Linked DNA regions of Homo sapiens: region 1 is linked to region 2. A link is a loop called in an ENCODE intact Hi-C map of the cell type or tissue named here. Cell type or tissue: PC-3. All regions are shown on one strand. Links, peaks and the distances in the headings refer to the core of each region. The heading gives the core; the rest is flanking DNA. Region 1 has its middle 880 kb from the start of LINC02307. Region 2 holds the start of LINC02302 (long intergenic non-protein coding RNA 2302).

The links. Hi-C counts contacts between places; a loop is a spot of excess contacts. Peaks named below come from ENCODE experiments on the same cell type or tissue, not always from the same donor. Only the 100,000 strongest peaks of a DNase experiment are listed, where the experiment ranks them.
Region 1: a loop joins it to region 2, with 9 times the contacts of the local background. A loop is called at or near these places in 5 of 110 quality-filtered maps.

What each region holds. Positions count from the first base shown.
Region 1 is chr14:43,499,135-43,508,551 of GRCh38, forward strand. No RefSeq gene overlaps it. Among named protein-coding and RNA genes, the nearest start is that of LINC02307, 880 kb to the right of the region's middle. In PC-3, for the core only: a CTCF peak has its summit at 4,585 (motif pointing right); no DNase peak of the experiment used is centred there; H3K27ac peaks cover 364 bases.
Region 2 is chr14:44,797,784-44,807,200 of GRCh38, forward strand. It overlaps LINC02302 (long intergenic non-protein coding RNA 2302), which reads right to left and starts at 1,343. Exons shown (of 5, transcript NR_146457.1): 1 at 1,193-1,343; 2 at 147-229. In PC-3, for the core only: CTCF peaks have their summits at 5,684 (motif pointing left) and 5,885; a DNase peak (open chromatin) is centred at 5,668; H3K4me3 peaks cover 92 bases.

The DNA.
Region 1 (9,417 bases), core at 1,005-9,004, 1.3 Mb before region 2:
CAACCCCTTCCTTAAACCAAATACAAAAATTAACTCAAGATTGATTAAAGCCTTAAATGTAAAACCCCAAACTATGAAAACTCTAGAAGAAAACCTAGGCAATACCATTTAGGATATTTTCATGAGCAAGTATTTTATGACAAAAACCCAAAAAGCAATTGCAACAAAAGCAAAAATTGACACATGGAATCTAATTCAACTACAGAGCTTGTGCCCATCAAAAGAAGCTATCATCAGCGTGAACAGACAACCTATAGAATGGGAGAAAATTTTTGCAACCTATCCATCTGACAAAGGTCTAATATCCAGAGTCTACAAGGAACTTAAACCAATTTACAAGAAAAAAACAAACAACTGCATTAAGAAGTGAGCAAAGGACATGAACAGACAATTCTCAAAAAAAGGCATACATGTGGCCAACAAACAGATGAAAAAAAGCTCAACATCTCTGATCATTAGGTAAATGCAAATCAAAACTACAGTGATATACCATCTCACACCAGTCAGAATGGCTATTTCTGAAAAGTCAAAAACAACAGATTCTGGCAAGCTTTCAGAGAAAATGAAATGCTTTAACACTGTTGGTGGGAGTGTAAATTAATTCAACCATTGTGGAAGACACTGTGGCAATTCCTCAAAGACCTAAAGGCAGAAATACCATTTGACCTAGCAATACTATTATGGGCATATACTCACAGGAATATAAATAATTCTATTATAAAGATACATGCAAGTGTATATTCATGCAGTGCTATTCACAATAGCAAAGACATGGAATAAACCTAAATGCCCATAAATGATAGACTGGATATAGAAAATGTGGTACATATACATCATGGAATACTATGTGGCCATAAAAAGGAACGAGATCATGTCCTTTGCAGAGACATGGATGGAGTTGGAAGCCATTATCCTCAGCAAACTAATGCAGAAACAGATAAACACCATATGTTCTAATAATTGGGAGGTGAATGATAAAAACACATGGACGCATTGGAGGTAACAACACACACTGAGGCTTGTTGGAGTCCATGGGGGAGGGTTAGCATCAGGAAGAATAGCTAATGGATGTTGGGCTATCACCTAGGTGATAGGATGATCTGTGCAGCAAACGAATATGGCAAACATTTACCTATGTAACAAACCCGCACATCCTGCACGTGTACCCCCGAATTTAAAACAAAAGTTAAAGAAATATATAAATTATATAGACCTGTAGGTATTTTTCTGTAACCCCAATGATCAGATAAAGCAAGGACACAGTTTAAGTTCAAAAGTATAGAGCAAAAATTTGGATATTACTATATAGCACAGAAAAAATTTTCAATATTCTTGTTTCTAGTCTTCTTCCTCTCTCTACTAATAGCATTATATTGAGCAAAACCCATGCAGGAAAATTTTGAACAAACACTTCATAAAGGGAGATACTCAAATGGCCAATAAGCACATGAAAAATTTGATCAATATCATTAGTTACCAGAGATGAAAAGCTAAAACCATAATGATTTAACATTACACACAACCTGAATGATAATTTTAAAATATTGACGACACTGAATTGTGTTTGTAGAGCAACTGAAACACTCACAAACTGCTGATAGAAGCATATATCTACTTTGAAAATCAGTTTGATACCTTCTTCAAACTATGATACATGAGTTTTATTTATCAAAGATAAATAAAAACATGACCACAGAAAGCCTTAGACAAAGAATTTTCATAGTAGCTTTATTTGTAGCAAGCAAAATCTGCAAATACCCAACAATAGCTATTCATCATCAGGGAAACTGATAAACTATGACATATTTATAAAATATAATTTTACTAAGGAACAGAAAGGAAGAAACTATTGATCTGTGTAAAAATACAGATGCCAGGATTTTGCTGAGAGTCATTTTGGTGAAAAATAGAACAAAATATACTGTCTGATTCTATTTATAAGAAGCTCTGGATTAGACAATAGAAATCTATGATGATAGGAAAAATATCTGAGAGCAGGAAGTATGGAAACTTGACTGGAAGCTGCATAAGGAAACAATAAAAATTCTACATTTTGATAAGGGTGTGATTATATGGCCTTATTAATTTTTTAAAACCCACTGAACTATAGAATTATCTATGTATTTTATCATATTTATATATCAATAAGATGAATTACTGAAAAAACCCGCAAGTCAGCAGCTTAAAATATACATCATTTTTAATTAAAATAAACAAATTGAACTACTATTAGATTCGGTTTGGGCTCTAAATTGATATTAATCCTTGGAGACTTTCTTGGCCATTATTAAATTGACTAGCATGGTTGTAACTATGAATTGTGAGTCCACATTGCTTTCTCATCCCTTATAGGTGGCATCACTTCTTCATCCCTTTTAAGAGCCATCATTTCTTAAAAGGAAGTCCTCCAATAAACAGGATAAGGGAGTAGACATTCTCCATGTTCACAAATACATCAGCACAAATCCAATTTCATTAACCTTATCCTTTTCTGTATTCAGAATGTTCAAGCAATTAAATATTGAAAATATTTATAAACGATGATTTATTTGAACGATTGCAATGACAGGGTTAGTTAGACAAGCTATGAGGTGTCATTTCTATTTAAAGCCTGTCCATGATGTTATAAGATTATGTACCCATCAGTCCACCAAGTTTTCTGTAGTATAATCAACAAGTAATTTATAATATATCTTATAATTTATTTTATCAGTGTATTTTATTTTTCTCCAACTTTATATGATAATTATATCATTCCCTTAAATATTATTTTATAACTATTAAACTTACATATCACCTAAAAGGGATAGAATGTTATAGACATCAGGTTATTCGGTAATTATTAAATGTGTCAGTTTAAATGTAAGTGGTTAGTTCATAAAAACATACATATGTAGCAGTCTGATTACTGAGAGATATAATTATTATATTTTATATACGTGTAGGAAATGTTAATCCAGAAAGTGTGGTTTTTAAAATGATACCTGGGAGCCAAGAACTGGGTTTTAGATTTTGTTATATGGAAGATAAACTTAAAGATGAAAATCTGCTATATTTCAAGTGATGCATAAGGCCACTTCCAAATTGCAAATTAAAAATGGCATCAGAAAGCAACTCCCTGAAGCAAAATGATCTGAAATCCATGATAGCAAAAGTAACAGGTTTCTTCTGTCTGTCAGTAAATTCATAACAAAGGCATGGGAAGGCAAACTAATCACAGCAGAGCTAAACTACAGGATAATTTGTTCTTACAGGAACTTGATTTAACATTTTACCATTTTCCAAAGAGCATGATTCAGAATGGTCATATTTCAAGTTCTAGGAGAGTCCATGAGGTATCTTTATCTCTTAACACATACAATGATATACATTCTTTCTTTGTCATTATTATTTTTGTTTCTAGCTAGAAATATAGTGTTTGTATCTAAAAGCTTCTATCAGTCCACAACATGTAAAGTAAAACTCTTACTTTTATCTGCTCTTAAGGTATTCCTGTTGGCAGTTGTAGTTTAACGTATGTTTCTAGTTTGTACTGGGAATTTTTAATAAAACATAAAATGATATTTCATACACATAAAATACATATGTATGTATGCTGATACAAGTACACATTAATATGTATATTTCAAAATATGTGTTGATTTGTACACTGAGGAGGGACCTATTTTTGTCTCTGCATGAAAAACATAATGATGTGCTTAAGGATTGTGGAAGAGGAGACTGGAGAGGAGCGGAGGGGAGGGGAGGGGAGAGGAGAGGAGGAGAGGAGAGGAGAGGAGAGGAGATTATTTATGAAGAGCCAAGATGCCTTCCTACAGGGCAAGAACAAAAACCTCATTACCTTTCTCCTGAAATTTGCATCTATTTAAACACCTGAGGGTCAACCGCAAAGCTCAGTAGAAAAAATGAGTCCCCTGACATAAAATCAAGATATAAAGATAAAAGAAATAAAACCCACGGACTTGTTCCTAAGAGACAGGCTAACAGTTGTGACTATAAATTTATATCTACAATGTGGTTGACACTGGAATCTAGCAGAGTCAAACCTTCCTGTGAGAATTTAGACTTAAATGTCATCTAGTTTGAAATGTAAGCCCAGGTTTTGTATAAAAGATTCTAGGCTGATCCTACCACTATATGGGTGGTAGGAAGAATTTTTTTCTTAAATTTTGCACTTTGAAACACTGTAAAGGTACTAAACATTTACAGTTGGAAAAAACTCAAACTCAAAATTTGAGTTGTTTTCCAAGCTCAAAGGTGGGACTAAGAGTGACTGATTTTGTGGATAAGACTCAGAATTCAGTTGTCTTCATGAATCATGATAGGAAGGGGAAAACCAGGAGGATAGGACAACATTATAGGATAAGTGAGACTGTGAATCAAGATGTGTAATTCTAGTTAAAAACAAAAACAAACAAAACCAACACAAAACCTGCAAACAAAAAAGCAAAAAAAAATGTGACTATCTTTTGGAGTGCAAACTGGCATAGTAGGATACATAATACTGATAAATTAACAGAAGCTTCCTAAATTCCTGAAGTATATATGCAATGCATATAATCTATCTTATCCAACAGGTGGCTCCAAAGACTCATTTGACTTTTCTTGTAATGCAAAAAAATCTGAGTATGGAGCATTGTAAACTTTAATATACTTGACAACCAAGCCCTGAGTTTAATAAAGGGCATGAGATAACCAAATAAAGAAAAGCTTCCTTTCTGGAATCAGATGCTGTTACTGGAGTGTGAGTGGCAATAATAATTATCACTAGTCAGCTGAAATCACAGAAGTTTATGTTCCACAATAATGCAAAATAAAGAAGAAGTTAAAGATGAGTTTTAAAAGTTAACCTCAAAGTCACTGGAGATGAATAAGCTGTTACACTTAATTAAAAAAAAAAAAAAAAACCCTTGCCATAAAGTGCCTATGTTCCTTTAGCTACATGATATGTGTGTTAATTAATAATCAAAGTTCAGCCTGAAGGAAATTTGGTACAGTAATTTGTTAAAGTAAAAGTGAATTTGAAATGTGCTATCAATTCTAATTGAGTTATAAAAAAAAATCCCCAGGAAGAAGATTTTTTTTAAATAGTTTTAAGTTAAAACAAAAAAAACTTTCAAAAAGGAAGTAACACTGACTGGGGAATAGTTTTATGAAACATATTCTAGAACTTTAGTTTTCTAAGATATTGTGATCAACATAAAACGATGTTTTTCAGGAAAATCATTATCAGTTAATGGCAGATAATGGCATAATGTAGGCTAAAATCAGGTGAAGAGTGATAGCATCAGGATTTACTCATCTGAACGGTTTCTCTTTCCCTCAAGGGTCAGATAAATTGGACTAACTTCTGAAACACAGTATTATCTGAAATGCTATCAGCAGTTACCTTTGTATAGATAATTCAACTGCATAAGAATTATTTTGTACTTATACTGTGTTCAGGATTATCTCAAGTGATATAATGAGGAGTAAAAAAAGTATACAATTTTGTCCATTCAAGAAGATTATATTCTTCTTGAGAAAAAGCAGCGTGCAAATATAAAGCCAGTAGCTAATGATAGAAAAATATGTCATGTTTCTAAATTGTTGGTTCAAATTGTTAGAGTAGGTTACAGTATTTGCTGCTCTCATTGTCAATAAGTAAGACAGACGTTGGTCTGAAAAAATGGAAATTATTCAAATGCTAGAAGAGTAGGGCATATGAGAAATAGTGGATAAAAACATTCATCACAAAGAAGAAAATGAATAAATTATGTAAAATAATTCCCCTGGCCTGATGAACTTCTTTCACTGGGAAAAATGAGAATGCACTTTTGAAAGGGAATTTTTTAAATTCTTTAAAAGCCAATTTCAGCAGCTTCTCCAATAGAGTAGCTTCTGAAAAAGTACATGGCCATAAAATAGGAGTAATTTAGGTATTTTCAACCTGTCTGGATATTACTTTAAAGCTAAAGATTCTGTATAGCTAGGTACCCTAATGAACCTTGTAATAATGAACCTATTCCTCTTTCTGTGCAATCCCTTCCCACATCAAATAGGGTTGACCTATATAACAAATAGAGCATTGCAAAAATGACAATGTGTGATTCTGAGACCAGGTAATCCAAGGCATTGTGGCTACTTTATGCTCTAAGGAATCACTCTCTGTGGGATATCATGAGGATACTCAAGCAGTCTTTTGGAAAGGCCCGTGTAATGTGAAAATGTCACTGTGTGTCAAGAGCCAGCAAGGAACTGGGCCTTCCTCTTAGCTATTTGTGAAAACCTTCTAGAGAATGGTTCTACAGTCTAGTCCAGACCTCAATTGACTGCAGCTCCAGTTGACATCTGTGCTACATCCTTATGAAAGAACCTGAGATAGAATCACCCAGCTAAGTCATTTCCAAGTACCGTACCCTCAGAAATTATGAAATAGTAAATGTGTAATTGTTTAAGTTGCTAGTTGTGGGTAATTTGTTATGCAGCAGTAGATAACAAATACAAAAGCCTTACTCTTAAGTAGTAGTGGTAAATGAATGCAAAAAGAAAATAAGAAACTTCCAACACTCTATGTTTAGTCTACTAAATATTCTAAATGCTTTCTGACAATCAAATAATTTTTCCTTATTAAAATATTGATTCTAAAGCCTGATGAATTTAGACATGTGAATACACATGTTAATTATACATCTTCTCTAATTAATACAAATATTTCCCCTGTATAGGTTCAATTAGGAGATTAAATATGGAGTTATTAAGAATTATCTATCATCAAAATTAAAGATGTCAATGAGCCATTATCAGTATGATCAGCATATTCCAAGAGCATCTGAGCGAGTCGTTTATACTATTTTGACTAAGTTAAACTTTGTTGATCTTAGGTAAATGATAACCTGATGTTCTAAAAATCTCTAATACTGAACTAGCTTCATTGTTACCTTTGGAAAAATATGACTCTTCTTTATTTTGAGACAGAGTAATGTGCTGCTTGAGCAGGTGTTGAATTCTGGAGGGGATGAAAATATGCTTAACTCAGAAATTATTTTACTTATTAAAATTCCCTTTCACTGACATTTATTGTAGTTTTGTCAGAATAACTTCAGTGCTGACAAGTTTTAAATAGCATGGAATCTGCTATTAGAGGATTTGGAAATTCTGAATAGAAAATTAAAACATTGCAAGTTTTACCAGGAGTTTTCATGTTTTACTTCAAAGTCTTATTCGTTTAATCAACCTGATTCTCACTTGTGAGGGAGTTGAGCTGCTTTCAATTTTACATTAGTTTTGATTATGTGCTTTCAAGCAGAAGGATGATAAGAAGAGCAATAAAATAATCTTCCTCAAGTTGTGAAAGAATGGCCATTCTTCTTGGCCTGCACAGGAAAGAACACATCTCCCTAGGATGGATTAAGAGAGCTTTCAGCACCTTTTTTGCTAGGTCACAGCTTCTCACATTCTATATCAAAATAGGTTTCATTGTTTTGTTTTTTTTTTTTAGTAACTTCAGTCATATTCTTCTAGGTTATTTCACTTCTTTTCATAAGAGAAATTGAAAGTATCTAATATTTAAGAATCCATAATAGTCTGCCTTCCAAATGAAAGAGTGAACTTAATGGTGAGAACTCATCCCATCTTTATCTAATCTGAAGCACCAAGAGGTTCTCAAAAACATGCCTGGTTGCATAAGAGTGCATAAATTTAACAATTGGTGCTCAAGTATAAATGGAAATATTTGGGCCTGTAACTATTTAGAGTCATGAAAATAATTGGTCTATGTGTGTTTAACATACTTTTAAATAAGACATGTATGCAAGTGGATGATGGCATACATGTAACTCCTTTGGAATTTCCTATACATTTCAAAATGTTCATTCAATTTATGTATGTAACATGGATAAATGCACATAAAAGAATGTAGATGTAATACAAATGTTTCTAATTGCTTTTATATAGATTTAAGGAATGAAAGCAATATTAAATTAATTATCAATAAAGTATATTCAAATTTTCTTTTTAAAACTGTCTTAGATTTTATAAGAATCAATTGATTTGGCTGTGAGAAAAATATAAATCCCATAGGCATGCATAAAGTGGTGATTTTAGAAAAATAGCTAAGTGAATCAAGTCATTGTCTTACTTATATATGACAAGGAGAGAAGAACTTCAAAAAGAAACTGTAAATTGTACTGGAATACAACAGAATTTAATCAGAGATGAAAAAATGTAAATCATATTATCGTTACAAATTATAAACCAGTATATACTTTGTTACATCCTTGCTCAGTTTTTTTTATTTCAGTAAAACTTTCATGAAATTGTAATTTAATGTAATTGCATTCTACAATAACTAGAAAATGTGTGCAAGTTTTAAAGTTTTGTTGTATACTGGGTATATTTATGTGTATTCTTCAACAACAAATTCAGAGACTGCAATCAATAGAACTGAAATATAGGCTCACCTCAGCTCCACAAAATGAACAAGAGTACCATCTAATTGGCTATAGTTGAACAAGTAGGAGAACATGAGAAAGTGTTACAAGTGATATACTCTGTAAACAACTAATCACAGGGGCTAGTGAATGGTTTTATTTGTTACACCTATACTAAATGATGGGATGAAATGTTACATTACCTATATAGTTCAATCAGTTCACAGACATATTTAGAAAATAAATTTTTATATGTTAAATATTTTACCTAGTTGAAAAGGTGAGGGATGACGATACTGAGCTTTTAAATAGAAACAAAGTCAGTCACTATCAAAAGACAATTTCATCCCATAAAGCTAATTGCCAGAAAACCAAATACCACATGTTCTTACTTATAAGTCATAGCTAAACAATTAGCACATGAAATAAAGATGGAAATAATAGACCCTGGGGACTCCAAAATGGGGGAGACTAGAAGTAAGGTGGGAGTTGAAAAATTACCTAACAGATAACAGTGTTCACTATTTGGGTAAAGGATACACTAGAAACCCAATCCCCACAAGTACATAATATACCTATATAACAAACATGTACATATACCCCCTGAATCTAAAATAAAATAAAAATAAATTTAAAAAAACAAACAGGCTTACACTTGCCTTTTAGAGGTGTATATGTAAACTGGCATAATACAAACTGATGGAGAAAGAAACATTGTAATAACAAATTCACAATGTTTGCCTACAAAGGCCTTTCTTTGTTAAACTCTCATTCACTGAAACAAAACAATTTATAATGCATTTTTTATTGTTATCATTTTATTATTATTTAAATGGATGTATGTATTGTAGAAAGTTACCAAAAAAAAAAAAAAAACCCAAAACCTTGCTTATTTAACTTAAGGTTCTCTAACTTTCCACATCAATACATTTTCACTTACGATGCATTTTTAAGAAAGTATGCTTACATTTGCCTTTTATTGCTAGATATCTCTATTAGCCTATTA
Region 2 (9,417 bases), core at 952-8,951:
CAAATATGTTGACCCACACAAAACTCAATGCCCTTTATTAGAAACACTAAGTCGGAACTTTGTTGAGAAACACTTGGCCAAAGCCTCATTGATCACCCTCAAGTTGCATAAGACAGTAACCAAGATTTTTTTTTAAATCATCTTACCTTTCCTTTGGAGATAAAACTGCATCTTTTCAGCTCCCTCCTGCCTCCGACACAGAAACACACGCCATGAATTGTTAACAACACTGAAGATATGTGAAAACAGATGGCAATAATCAGATTTTCTAAATAAACATAAGCGCTGAACCTAGTTTAAAAAATAACGTAAAATTCTTAAAAATATAAATAGCTTGTGAGTTTTTTGTAATTTATAAATAATATACATTACTCATATGTTAAAAAAAGAAAAATAAATCAAAGCACAAAGAAAGAAAACAAAAGTCATCTATTACCCTATCACCTAAAAAAGAAACTACTAACTTTTCGGTGTATTCTTCAGGCATATATAACAAAAGAATTAATTACAGTTAGTTGTAAAACATTTGTTTTATAATGCAATTCTTCTAAATAAAATGTGGTATATTGGTTATTTTTAGATGTTAAAAAATAAAGCAGAACTACCTGTCCAGAAACCCATTATGAGAGGTGACAGCATGCTGGCGGCCCTAGCAGCCCTCACTCGCTCTCGGCGCCTCCTCGGCCTTGGCGCCCACTCTGGCCGCGCTTGAGGAGCCCTTCAGCCCCCCGCTGCACTGTAGGATCCCCTTTCTGGGCTGGCCAAGGCCGGAGCCGGCTCCCACAGCTTGCCGGGAGGTGTGGAGGGAGAGGCGCAGGCGGGAACCCGGGCTGCGCGCTGCGCTTGCGAGCCAGCGCGAGTTCCGGGTGGGCGTGGGCTCGGCAGGCCCCCTGCTCGGAGCGGCCGGCCGGCCGCCCCGCCAGCCCCGGGCAGTGAGGGGCTTAGCACCTGGGCCAGCAGCTGCTGTGCTGGATTTCTGGGGTCTTAGCTGTCCCAGCGGGGCAGGGTTCCGGACCTGCACCCGGCCATGGCCATGCCTGAGCCTCCCCCTGCTCCCCCCGCTCCCCCCACCGCCTCCGCCTCCCCACCTCCCCCGCCCCCCCGCCTCCTCGCCCCCCGCCCCCCGCCCCGTACCCCGTCCCCGCCTCCCCGCTCCCCCGCCGCCGCCTCCCCGCCCTCCCGCCGCCCCCACCTCCCCGCTCCTGCGCCGGCCGGATCCTCCTCAAGAGCACTGGCCCCTGCTCCACGGTGCCCAGTCCCATTGACTCCCCAAGGGCTGAGGAGTGTGGGCTCACTGCGTGGGACTGGCAGGCAGCTCCACCTGCGCCCTGCTCGGGGATCCACTGGGTGAAGCCAGCTGGGCTCCTGAGTCTGGTGGGGACTTGGAGAATCTTTATGTCTAGCTAAGAGATTGTAAATACACCAATCAGCACTCTGTATATAGCTCAAGGTTTGTAAACACACCAGTCAGCACCCTGTATCTAGCTCAGGGTTTGTGGATGTACCAATGGACACTCTGTATCTAATTAATCTGGTGGGGAGAGGAGAAATTTTATGTCTAGCTAAGGGATTGTGAATGCACCAATCGGCACTCTGTATCTAGCTCAAGGTTTGTAAATGCACCAATCAGCACTCTGTGTCTAGCTCAGGGTTTGTAAATACACCAATTGACACTCTGTATCTAGCTAATCTAGTGGGGACTTGGTGAACTTTTGTGTCTAGCTCAGGGATTGTAAATGCACCAATCAGTAGCCTGTCAAAACGGACCAATCAGCTCTCTGTAAAACAGACCAATCGGCTCTCTGTAAAATGGACCAATCAGCCAGATGTGGGTGGGGCCAGATAAGAGAATAAAAGCAGGTTGCCCAAGCCAGCAATGGAAACCTGGGTCACCTTCCACACTGTGGAAGCTTTGTTCTTCCCTCGTTGCAATAAATCTTGCTACTGCTCACTCTTTGGGTCCACACTGCCTTTATGAGCTGTAACACTGGCTGCGAAGGTCTGCAGCTTCACTCCTGAAGCCAGTGAAACCATGAACCCACTGGGAGGAATGAACAACTCCAGACACGCCATCTTAAGAGATGTACCACTCACCATGAAGGTCTGCAGCTTCACTCCTGAGCCAGCGAGACCACGAACCCACCAGAAGGAACAAACTCCGGACACATCTGAACATCAGAAGGAACAAACTCCTGACACGCTGCCTTTAAGAACTGTAACACTCACCGCAAGGGTCCGCGGCTTCATTCTTGAAGTCAGTGAGACCGAGAACCCACCAATTCCGGACACAATTACAGGGTACATATCCAAAAGAAAATACACCATTCCACCAAAAAGACACATGTACTCCTACATTCATTGCAGCACTATTTACAATACTGAATGTAATGCAAAGACATGGAATCAACCTAGGTTCCCATCAACAGTAGATTAGATAAAGAAAATGTGGTATATATACACTATGGAACACTATGTAGCCATTAAAAAGAATGAAATCGTCCTTTACAGCAACATGAATGCATCTGGAGGCCATTATCCTCAGTGAATTAATGCAAGAACAGAAGTCAAGTACCACATGTTCTCAATTATAGGTGAGAGCTAAACATTGGGTTCTCATAGACATAAAGATGGCAATAATCCACAATGTGGACTACTAGAGTGGGGAGAGAGGGAAGGGGGCAAGGGTTGAAAAATTAACTATTGGGTACTATGCTCACTATCTGGGTGATGGAATCATTCATATCCCAAACCTCAACATCACACAATATACCCATATAACAAGCCTGAAAATGTACCCCTGAATCTAAAACAAAAGTTGAATTATTTTTTAAAAGGTTGATGGAAACACATACTATGAAAAAACTTCACATGGAGTTTGAATTTTTTTGCACCAAAATAAACTTATACCAACTTGTTATAACATGTATGAACAGGAGCTAGTTTGGGGCACTAAGAAGGATAAGACATCAGTTTGAACAGAGTTCTTATCAGAGCAACATGAATTCTGCTAAAATTAAAGCAAGAAAAGACATCAAATTTATGGTGAAGTTTGTGTGGAAAATAAGTGAAATCACTGATGCTTTATAAAAACTTTATGGGGATAATGCCCCTAAAGAAATCAGCAGTTTACAAATGGATAATTCATTTTAAAATGGGATGAGACCATGTTGAAGATAAAGCCCACAGTCACAGACCATCCATATCAATTTGTGAGAAAAGAATTAATCTTGTTCATGTCTTTTTTTTTTTTTTTTGAAACAAGTTCTCGCTCTGTCACCCAGGCTAAAGTGCAATGGTGTTATCCTACTCACTGCATCCTCAGTCTCCCAGGCTCAAGCAATCCTGCCACTTTAGCCTCCTGAGTAGCTGGGACTCCTGGCTGATTTTTGTTTGTTGGTTGGTTTAAGTAGAGATTAGATCTCCCTATGTTGCCCAGGCTCTTGTTTGTGTCTTAATTGAAGAGGACTGATGATGAAAAGCAGAAACGATAGCCTATGCTATAAACATTTCAACTGGTCCAGCTTATATAATTCTGACTAAAAAATTAAAGTTGAGCAAATTTTCTACTCGATTGGTGCCAAAACACCCAGATCAGCTTCAGACAATAGCAGAACTTTCAAAGGACATTTTAAATAAGTGAGATCAAGACCCTGAAGCATTTCTTGGAAGAACTGTAATGGTAGATGAAACATGGCTTTACCAGTACAATCCTGGAGACAAAACATAATCTAAGCAATGGCTACAAAGAGGTAGAAGTGATCCAGCCAAAGCAGAAACAAACAAGCCAAGAGCAAAGGTTATGGCAACAATTTTTAAGGTTGCTTAAGGTATTTTGTTGTTGACTTTCTGGAGGGCCAAAGAATGATAATATCTGCTTAGTATAAGAATGTTATAGAAAGTTAGCCAATAGTATAAGAATGTTATAGAAAGTTAGCCAAAGCTTTAGCAGAAAAACAGCCAAGAAATCTTCACCAGAGAGTTCTTCTCCACCATGACAATATTCCTGCTCATCCTTCTCATCAAGCAGGGTAATTTTGGAAGAGTTTTGATGGGAAATCACTAGGCATTCACCTTATAGTCTTGATTTGACTCTTTCTAATGTCTTTTTGTTTCATAATCCTAAAAAGTCTTAAATGGAATGCATTTTCCTTCAGTTAATAATGTAAAAAGACTGCATTGACGTGGTTAAATTCCTAGGACTCAGTTCTTTAGGGATGCTCTAAATGGCTGGTATCGTCACTTACAAAAGTATCTTGAACTTAATATAGCATATGTTGAGAAATACAGTTTATAATTTTTACTTTTATCTTTTAATTCTATTTTTCCATGAACTTTTTGAAATCTCTGCATATATATATTTTTTACAAAATTGGGATCCTACTGAAAATAGTTTTGCAAACTTAACCTTTTTTAAACTTAACAACATGTTATAAACTTTTTTATATCATTAAATATTCTACTAATTACTTTAGTAACTACATTTTATTTAGCCATTTTTTCCCCTCTACATTTTATTCCCTCAATTTGAAATTACAAGTGGTTTAATTTTTTCATTATTATAAATGTTGCTTTGATAAACATACAACTTGATAAATCTAAAACTGTTTTCTTGGGAAATATTTCTAGAAGCGAATTGTTATGTTAAATTATACCTTTTTTATGTTTTGATTCATATTGCCAGATTACCTTCTAGGAGGAACTTTTTAAAATGTTCTATGTTTTATTGAATTGACTGTGCCACTAGCTAGATTAGCAAAAAAAAATCATAGTCACCTAGAATCTTTCCATGGTTCATTCAATGGAGTTTTATGATCCTGGCCTCCATTATACCAAAGAGGCATCAGTTAGAGCTCCACCATCACTGCCTATAGCTACAGAGGTCACAATGAAGGAAAGTCTGTGCAAACATCTGTAACATCACCCACAACTTCCTTGAGGGGTCATTTAATTAACATCATCTCTTTGTGACTGGGCGGCAGTAAAAAAGAAAATAAAAGTGCCTACATTTTTTCAAAATGTTCAGAAATTAGGATTTCATATTTCAGGGAATTTTATACTAATAAGTCACAATATACAATTTATAGTCATAGTAATTCCTAAATGAGTTTCAAAATAACTATTTTATGCAGTTTTTAGCAAAGATTCGTCTTCCTTGTGATTAAAGGATGAGGCCACATAGTACTGTACTATAGTTAAAGGCAAAGTTAAGTTCAGCAATTGGCTTCATTGCATTTGAATCACTTTTTCATTACTTGCTGGTTCTGTAGTCCTGAGCAAATTATTTAACCTCTCTAAACCTCAATTTCTTCACATGTGAAATGTGAGTATTATTTTTTCTGCAGTTAGTCTAAGGAAGCATTAAATAAGAGGATCTGTGTAAAATACTTAGCGCCATGCCTCGCACACAGTGAGCATTCAATATGTCTTGATCGTTGTTATTGTTAAGCAAAAATTGCCTTTGGCTCTTTGAAACTTATTGCCCTTCATTCTTCATTTGCCTAATAAAATAATATACATTCTGTGCAGCCTGTGCAGAAGTAAGGTCTCTTTCAGCTCTGTGATGCTAAAAGAACTTTGGTGAGCTTCAGAAGCCAGCTAGTAAGAGTGCAGAGTGTTGATTAGTTAGTCATACAAAATCCTCTTGGGATCCTCTGGAGCCACAACCTCTGTGTTTCCAATGAAACAACACTGACATCTAGTGATAACAAAGATGAACTACATATTTTGGTCAGTATAAAAGCCTGTATTCTTGGCCCAATGAGTTATCCTATGGTTTTTAGGGAAAATGAGTTAAATCCTAGGTAGATTTATGCATATATTTTTAAGTTGGCTATATCTAATCCTTTGGTTGCTTGAACAACTGATGTCCATATTATCATATGTATCATATCAACCTTCACTTTTAATTGATTTATGTACCTTAAAAATGTGAAAAAGAGAAATGTGGTTGGAGAGAAATATTGAAGTATGTTCATTTCACTTTCAAGACAAGACTAAAAGTCTAGGAAAGTAATGCAAATTATTGCAACATGATATAGCAGGCATAAAATACATTAACGGGCCTTGAATATTATATATTAATTTCTGAACTTCATTTTACACAATTCTATAATGAAGATCACAGAATTGAAATGATCGTGTTAGATAAAATGTAACCAGTCAAGAGTTTTTCTGTTTTGCGTGTTTTTTATAACAAAAAGGAGTTGAAAAATTAATATTTCAGAAATGAGCTTACACATTCAATCATAAAACAAGCTTCAAGAGAATTTCTTTTTTTCGAGACAGAATCTTGCTCTGTTGCCCAGGCTGGAGTGCATTGGCACAATCTCAGCTCATTGCAACCTCCGCCTTCCAGGTTCAAGCGATTCTCCTGTCTCAGTCTCCAAAGTAGCTGGGATTACAGGTGTGCACAACCACACCCAGCTAATGTTTGTATTTTTAGTAGAGACGGGGTTTCACCATGTTGGCCAGGCTGGTCTCAAACTCCTGACCTCAGGTGAACTTTCTGCCTCAGCCTCCCAATTTGCTGGGATTACAGGTGTGAGCCACCACACCTGGCCCAATCAAGAGAATTTGTTACATGGAAGTTAAATAGTCACAGAAAATCCACAATTATCAGTCTATATTTACTGAAGCTGTGCTAGTACTGGTTTGCCATATGTTCAATGATTAAACCCTTTCAAGGAAACCTGAAGATTCAAATCAGCTGCATGACTTCAGAAGTAAATGCTAATAGCAGCAACTACATCATGAGAACAACATTGAGAGAGATCCCCTGAGTCAGCTGAACCATCTGTTTATCATCATCATTATTAATAGCATCTAACATTTGCAGAACATTTATTATGTATCACACTCTGCTAGGCTCTTCTAATTCTTAATTGTTCATTTATTCAACAAACAGACTGTCTGCAGTACTGCCAGATCATGTAATAACAATGGTGGTTCATGCCAGACAAAATCTCTATCCTTGTTGAGATTATAAGCTACTGGAGAAGACAGTAATAATTACAAAACGGAATAAAAACTATAAGCGTATGTTATGGACTGAATTGTATTCTCCCACTCCACTGCAAAAAAAAAAAAATTATATGTTGGAGCCTCCAGTATCTCAGAATGCAACTGTATTTGGGGATACAACGTTTAGAGAGGTAATTAAGTTAACGGAGGCCATTAGGATGGGCCCTAATACAATCTGACTATTGTCCTTATAAAAAGAGGAAATGTGGACAAAGAAACACCAGGGATGCATGCACACAAAGAAAAGATCATGCGAAGATGTAGCAAGAAGGCAGAGAGGCCTTAGGAAAAAGCAAACCTGCCGACACCTTGACCTTGGACTTCCAGCTTCTGAATTTTGAGAAGTAAATTTCAGATGCTTAAGCCACCTAGTCTGTGGTATTTTGTTATGGCAGACATAGCAAACTAATACACTGTGATAAAATGACAAAAGATGGTTCACAGAACTAGGAGCGCATATAAAAGAGCATTAGGCCTAATGAAAGCATTAAAGAAGAATGAACTCTGAAGAATGAGTAGAAGATAAGTCAGAAAGGGACAAGCAGTGTGTTTCAGGCTGAAGGGAGAGTTTATGCAGAGCCCTGTAGGAGGAGGAAACAGGGCGTATTTCCAGGAACTGAAGGAAAATCGATATGGCTGGAACACAGACTGTGAGGGGGAGCATGGTATGAAACAAAGCTGGAGGAGGAAGCAGACATGAAATCATGCAGATACTTGCAGACCAAGAGTTAAATATTTAGGTCTTTATCCTGAGAAAATTGGACGTCATTGGTGTGTTTTAAGCAGGAAATAATATATTTGAATTTTAAGAGCGTTTCAGCTGAAGTAGGGAGAACAGATTGGAGGGCAGCAAGAAAGTAAATGGGAGACCAGTTAGGAAGCTATTTCAGTTGTCTAGGGTAGAAAAGTGATATCCTAAACGAGGGTGATAGCAGTGAAGATGGAAAGATGCAGATATTTAAGAGTTTGACTTTTATAGTTTCCTCATACAAATGGAATCATGCAGCACTTGTCCTTCTGTGAGAGGATTATTTTGCTTGGCATAATATCCTCCAGGTTCATCTATGTTGTCATAAATTATAGAATTTCCTTTTTTAAGGATGAATAATATTCTATTACATATATATATATATACCACATTTCCTTTAACCATTCATCTATCAATAGCAGTTGGCCATATCTTGGCTATTGTGAATAATACTTCAAGGCACATGGGAGTGCAGATATCCCTTTGAGATACTGATTTCAATTCTTTTAAATATATTCCATAATACAATAGTGGATATCATGAGCTGGAGGGGTGGGTAAAATGAGGCACTGTTGTTCAATGGGGATAAAGTTTCAGTTTCGCTAGATGAATAAATTCTAGATATCTACTGTGCAACATAGTGCCTATAGTTAACAATAAGGTATCGTGCATGTCAAAATTTGTTAATAGGGTGGACCTTGTGTTATGTGCTCCTACCACACACACACACACACAAAGGAGCACAAGAAAAGTTTGGGAGGTGTTAGATATATCTAATACCTTGATTGTAGTGATGGTATCACAGATGTTTGCATATGTCCAAACTCATCAAATTGTATACATTAAACATGTGTAGTTGTCAATTATACTTCAATAAAGTTGTTTTTAAAAGAGAGACTTAAGAGATAAGGGTACAGAGACATGGCAATTGTTTGGTTATGTGGAGTGACAAAGAAAGTTCTTTCCAGATTTCTGCCTTGTAAAATGGATAAAAGTGCTACCATGGCCAGGCATGGTGGCTCCCGCCTGTAATCCCAGCACTTTGGGAGGCCGAGGTGGGTGGATCATTTGAGGTCAGGAGTTCAATACCAGCCTGGCCAACATGGTGAAACCCCGTCTCTGCTAAAAATACAAAAATTAGCTGGGCCTGGTCATGGGTGCCTGTAATCCCAGGTACTTGGGAGGCTGAGGCAGGAGAATTGCTTGAGCCTGGGAGGCTAAGGTGCAATGAGCTGAGATGGTGCCAGTACACTGTGGTCTGGACAACAGAGTGAGACCCTGTTGGAAGAAAAAGAAAGAAGGAAGGAAGGAAGGAGGGAAGGAAGGAAGGAAGGAAGGAAAGAAAGAAGGAAAGAAAGAAAGAAAGAAAAAGAAAGAAAGAAAGAAAGAAAGAAAGAAAGAAAGAAAGAAAGAGAAAGAAAGAGAAAGAAAGAAAAAGAAAGAAAGAAAGGAGGGAGGGAGGGAGGGAGGGGAAGGGGAGGGAAGAAGGAGAGAAGGAGGGAAGGAAGGAGAGAGGAAAGAAAAAGAAAGAAAGAGAAAAAGAGAGAAAGAAAGAAAGAGAAAGAGGAAGGAAAAAGAAGAACAAAAGAAAAAAACACTACTATAAGAGAGGGAAATAAATGAGAGTGAGATTTGGGGAAGAAAATATT